Linked DNA regions of Homo sapiens: region 2 is linked to region 1. Evidence: chromatin contacts called from ENCODE Hi-C or POLR2A ChIA-PET data. All regions are on one chromosome and are shown on one strand. Each heading gives the region's core, a stretch centred on a gene start or an enhancer-like site at or near the end of the contact. The rest is flanking DNA. Distances are from core to core; before and after follow the strand shown. Region 1 has its middle 30 kb from the start of RPL29. Region 2 holds the start of PPM1M (protein phosphatase, Mg2+/Mn2+ dependent 1M).

The links. Hi-C counts contacts between places; a loop is a spot of excess contacts on that map. ChIA-PET counts read pairs that join two places held with the same protein, here RNA polymerase II (POLR2A). Pooled maps may share reads with other maps.
Region 2: a loop to region 1 is called in a pooled map, with 2.5 times the contacts of the local background. The contact joins the promoter of PPM1M here to the enhancer-like site in region 1. A Hi-C loop is called at or near these places in 1 of 168 maps with a recorded cell type or tissue (cardiac septum) and 1 of 50 pooled maps. POLR2A ChIA-PET finds 5 or more read pairs at or near these places in 3 of 52 experiments (B cell, GM12878 and naive thymus-derived CD8-positive, alpha-beta T cell).

What each region holds. Positions count from the first base shown.
Region 1 is chr3:52,024,421-52,027,120 of GRCh38, reverse strand. No RefSeq gene overlaps it. Among named protein-coding and RNA genes, the nearest start is that of RPL29, 30 kb to the right of the region's middle. Within about 2 kb of position 1,430, at least 5 of the 41 ENCODE cell types and tissues checked have a DNase peak (open chromatin) inside an H3K27ac peak, as active enhancers do.
Region 2 is chr3:52,244,316-52,247,015 of GRCh38, reverse strand. It overlaps PPM1M (protein phosphatase, Mg2+/Mn2+ dependent 1M), which reads right to left and starts at 1,257. Exons shown (of 10, transcript NM_144641.4): 1 at 968-1,257; 2 at 204-321; 3 at 1-42. The coding sequence starts at 1,191. RefSeq lists silencers at 914-973, 1,014-1,383.

The sequences.
Region 1 (2,700 bases), core at 181-2,680:
AGCTTTTAAAAAATCACAGGGCAGAGAATGGGATGGTAAATTGTTAAAATCTGGAAAGAGACTCCAACAAAGTAGGAATCCAATTTGGTTCCCACAGTGGGGTAATCAGCTTAGGAAGTCCATTCATGATGTTAACTACAACAATGGAATGGAAACATTTCAGTTGATACTAGATAGGTTTTTATATTTATTTACTCCACACTGGACACACACACACACATATATATATATATATATATATATATATATATATATATATATATATATTTTTTTTTTTTTTTTTTTTTTTGAAATGGAGTCTCACTCTGTCGCCCAAGCTGGAGTGCAGTAGTGCATCTCAACTCACTGCAGCTTCCGCCTCTGGGGTTCAAGTCACTCTCCCACCTCATTCTCCCAAGAAGCCGGGATTACAGGTGCGCACCACCATGCCCGACTACTTTTTGTGAGTTTGGTAGAGACAGGGTTTCACCACGTTGGCCAGGCTGGTCTCGAAATCCTGACGTCAGGTGATCCACCCACCTCAGCCTCCCAAAGTGCTGGGATTACAGGTGTGAGTCACCGTGCCTGGCTTGAACATATATTGATTAAGCATCTGCTCCAGGGCTCATCCAGGGGGTGAGGTGATGGGATAGAGCAGTGACCAAGAGAACACAGCCTGCTTTTTGTAGTGGGTGCAGACACCAATCGAATAAGCATACAGTTAAGGTTCTCACTGCAGATTCCATGAGGAGCAGAGCAAGGGGCTACAGGAGCAGATGCCATGACAGCTGTCATAGTCTGGGGGCTGAGCAAGCTGCCCTGGGAGAGGGCTGGGATCTGAAGAGTAAGTAGGAGTTAGCAGGTGAAAAGGACAGAGAACATATTCCAGGCAGAGAGAAAAACCTGGGCAAGGGCCAGATGGCTAGAGGGACCATGAAAACCCGAGAGCATTTGGGGCAGCTGGAGTGGAGGGAGGGAGTCGAGTTCCAGGGAGGAGGCTGGAGTGTGGGTGGGATCAGGGGCACACAGGGCCTCATAGGTCCAGCACTGGGGAGCCGTGACAGGCCATGCAGAAGGAGCAGGAGGTCAGGGGTGATTTTGAGAGGTCCTTCTCTGGCTGCTGGGTGGAAGGTGGCTTCGGTAGGATTTTACTCCCAAAAGTCTGGAGTTGATTTTGCTGGTGTGGCCAGGGCTGCAGGTTTTGTACTGTTCCCTGTGGTCTCCCCATGCCTGTCTAGACCCAGGGCTCCTGGTCTAGGAGGGCAGGGTGTGGGTTCATGGCTAATTCATTTCTGAGGGCCTAGTGTCCATCACAGGGCCAGACACGTGGCAGGGGCCGAACAGATGTGTGCTGAGTGAGGGAGGTCACTAATGGGGTGCTCCACTTGTCTGTCAATGCCCATGAAATTGTCTGGCCCTGCCTCTACCCGCTGGCTTGTGTCCTCAACCTGGTCAGTCCAGGCAGGATGTGCAGGCTGACAGGCCAGGCATCCAGGAAACAGACTGTGTGCCTCTCCTCACGCGCACATGTTGGCAGCCAGCTGGGGAGGCTCTAGCCTGGAACCCACCTCAGCCATCTGGGGCCATATTCCCAGGACAGATCAGATGGGCAGCTAGTGTTATGCAGCCTGCAGAAGCCCAGGGCCCTACCCACGGAGTCCACCCTGACCCCAGACTCCATTCAGGCCGAGGCGGGAAAGATGAAAAGTTGGGGGCAGAGGGTGGGTAGAGGTTAGGATGCAGAAAACCTTGGCTGGGAGTTTGAGGGGAGAAGCACCTCACTCAAGAAGGACTGTCCAACAGCTGCAGCTGGGCAAATTTACCAGGCAGTTGGTAAGCAGTGAGCTCTGTGTCTGGAGAGGTATGCAAGTGAGATCAGGAGCTGGAGGATCTCCCAGTTCCTCTCTTCCACCCCGTTAGGAATATTCCCCACTAAGCATCCTCTGTCCTATTTGAGCCCTGAAAGCCATCCCTCTCCTGCCCCGGAGCAATCACTGTGGCTGCCACGGCTATGGGGCCTCCCCTCCCCACCTCACTTGTCTCTTCTGTAACACAGGGGTGGGTGAGCTCAGGGAGGTGTTTTCCTTTTATTTCTGCATGCAGCACCAAACAATAATTGCACTTATTCTCAACATCTAGAATAATTTTCTTCTAAAAGAAAACCACAAAAAGTCCCAAGTCAATTAGCAAAAACATAGGAAGCCACCTTCATTTCAGGTCACGTGAAATAAAACCCGTGTCCCATGTTTTCCTTGAAGTAAATTTAATTATTTCTCCAAAGGCCTGAGGCCATGTGGAAGGGGCCTAAGGGAGGCCAGTGTGAGAGATCCCAAGGAGCCCTCTGTTTGGGTCAGGCAATGGGTCCAGCCCTGCTTCTGCACAGCACCCCCCACCCCCTCACCCCTGCTCAAAGGCCTCCTCCCTGATGAAATGCAATCCTCCCAATGTGGCTGACTGACACTCCTCCCCACCCCCTAATCTGGACAAACCAATGTTTCCACCCACTTCTTGATGCCCACTCCCTCACTCTCTGCTCCTGGGATTTTCGTTCAATGCTCCTTCCTCCTATAATTGTCTTCCCCTCTCTTCCCCTCACCAAGAGCACATTCATTTTTTGGGGTCTCAGTTTATATGCCTCTTCCTCCAGGAAGCCCTCCCTAACCTCACCAGGCATTCCCACAGCCACCTGTGCACCTTCTCATTCTGTCCTGTACCTGGCAC
Region 2 (2,700 bases), core at 8-2,507, 220 kb before region 1:
GCCGTGCCCATCGAACAGTGCCCAGTAATGGCCTGTCAGGAACTGCACAGGAAGGGCTCAGTGTCAGCCTCTGCCTGACTTCCCCACTTGTCCCCTGACGCAACCTAACTAGGACCTGGGGCAGCAGGGTAAGAACCTCAGCCTGCAGGTCGTGGCCCCAGCCTGTCGGAGGGATTCCAGCCAAGAACTCAGACTGCACTCACCTCCTCTGGGCACAGGGTCAGCCACTCTTCTTCAGCCCCAAACTCACATCTCCGGATGCACAGCTTCCCACAGGCGGCTTGATCCTCATTGAATTCAGATTTCTCTGCATTGATAATCCTGAGGCCGGGAAATGGTAAGCGACCCTCCAGGGACACACCTATGTCCCCATGGGCACAGGGACCCAAGCCAGCACAGGGAGAAGACCCCTCCCTCTGGGGCAACAGCTCCCCAGTGCTGTCCCTAACACACACTTAGACAACCACGATGTAAGCTTCCTAACTTCACTGGCCTCATGGCTAAGGTAAAAGTCAGGGCCCAGCTCCTCTGGAGCCTACCTGGTGACCCAGGGCTAGACGGTAAGGGTAGGTTGCCATTCCTGCCCCTGTCCTGTCGCAGCCCAAAGCCCTGTCCCATACAGCGCAGGTCATACCCAGGGTGAGATGGTGGGGGTAGAGGGCGAGGGGAAATCTCCAAAGCCCCGAATGCTGGAACTCTACCGAGTCTCTGGGCCTCATCTTGGAAGCCCCTGGGCTGCAGGTCCTTCCCGACCTCCTGTCTTCTCTGAGGGGGAGGTCGGAATCCCAAGGAAAACGCTGGGTCGGGATGACCGGGAAGTTGTCAGGATTCGGAGGTGAGGGCAAGAAGGGGCTGTCCACAGGTGGGTGGGGACTGTCACTCAGCTCCTCCCGCTTTCTAGGCGGGCGCAGGACCCGAAGCGGGTTCAGGCCCGGGCCTGAGCTGGGGGTCGGGGAGGGGCACTCACTCGGCGTAGCCTGCATTCCAGGGTAGCGTGCGTCCTCGTGCGGGGCTGCGCACGGGCCGGGAGTCTGGGCGGCGCGAGGCGTCGGCCGCCCCGGGGCTGGAGCTGGAGCCGCGAAGGAAGCGGGGCCGTCGGTAGGGCACGGGGCTGGCATGCGGCCCAGGCGGCCGCGGCGCGGGGAGCGGCTCCCCAGGCAGGAAGCGGCGCCGGAACCAGCCGGCGGACATGGCGCGGCGGCAGGGGGCTGCCCGCGGAGCGCGGGGCGCTAGGGCTGGGCCGCCCGCGGGAGGAAGAAGCGGGCCGCGGGCGGAGCCGAGGGAGGGGTGCGCCGGCGGGAGGCGGGGCCGGGGGCGCGCAGACGGGAGGCGTCGCCCCCCAGCCCCGACCTCCGCCCGGGAGTGCGTGCGCGGCTGGTTCGCTGACTCCAGGGGTCAACGCTCGCGACCGCCTGAAGAAGCCCACGCCGGCATCAGCCCCATTTGACAAGCAGGAAAACCGAGGCCTAGAGAGGCGAAGTCGCCTGCCCAGCGTCCCACAGTAGCCAGGGAGGACTGTTCACCCACGCTTGCGGGGCACTGGTGGTTGAGAGGAAAAGTCCCCCACACTCCGCGGGGCCAGCGTCGCGCAGATCCTCGGACCTCCTCCTGCTGGGTGGGGACCTGACGCAAGGGGAAGATGGGGACAAAATGAGCTGGGAGGTGTCAGACCCCCACATTGAGTAAATGCCACCGAGCACAGGTTCCTTCAGGCGGCCTCCAATCCTCTCCACCCCGGCCTGCCACCCTCCACCCCAGACGGGCTTAGTGGGCACCTTGGCTTTCCCCGTCCTGAGAGGCTGCTGCCACCCTCGAGGACAGTCTTCCAAATGGCTGTCCCTGCATTCAAGATGTCTTCGCGGAATAGACAGCAGGATCCTTACTGGACTGTGAGTGAGTGACGGACAAGAGAAATCTGTGTGAGTGTAAAGGGGAATCCGTGGTCCCCCAAAGGCTCCAGCTGGTCCGAGTTCAGACCTGGGACGGAGGGAAGTGAAAGACGAGGAACCATCTTGCGGTCTCTCAACCACTGGCTAGCTGTCACCAGGCGGTCAGCCGCAGTGTCCCCTTCACATCTGCGAGTTAACAAAGCACTTTGTCACCCATTTGTCACTCAAGTCCAACTCCCTGTGCAAAAGTGTTACTTTGGCCGGAGGCAGTGGCTCACGCCTGTAATCCCAGTGCTTTGGGAGGCCGAGGCGGGCGGATCACTTGAGGTCAGGAGTTCGAGACCAGCCTGGCCAACATGGTGAAACCCCGTCTGTACTAAAAATTAGCCAAGCGTGGTGGTGTGCGCCTGTAATCCCAGTTACTCAGAAGGCTGGGGCACAAGAATCGGTTGAACCCAGGAGGCAGAAGTTGCAGTGAGCCGAGATGGAGCCACTGCACTCCAGCCAGGGCAACAGAGCGAGACTCAGTCTCAAAAAAAAGAGTGTTACATCATATGGACGATTCTGAGGCCCATGGAGGGGAAGTCTTGGACACCCAGGGCTGTACTATTTCCATTATGACAATGCAGCTGACTCAATCCTCGCCCCCAGGGCACTTCTCTTCCCCTTTCCTCCTCCAGGAAGCCAGGGCTTGCCAATTAAAAGCGGCTAAGGCTCCACAGCCCAGTGCCTGCATATGAGCTGTATGAGGAGTCCACCTTCACCTCCACTCCCTAGCCCAGGTAGACGCTCAGTAAGCCCTACTTCCTCC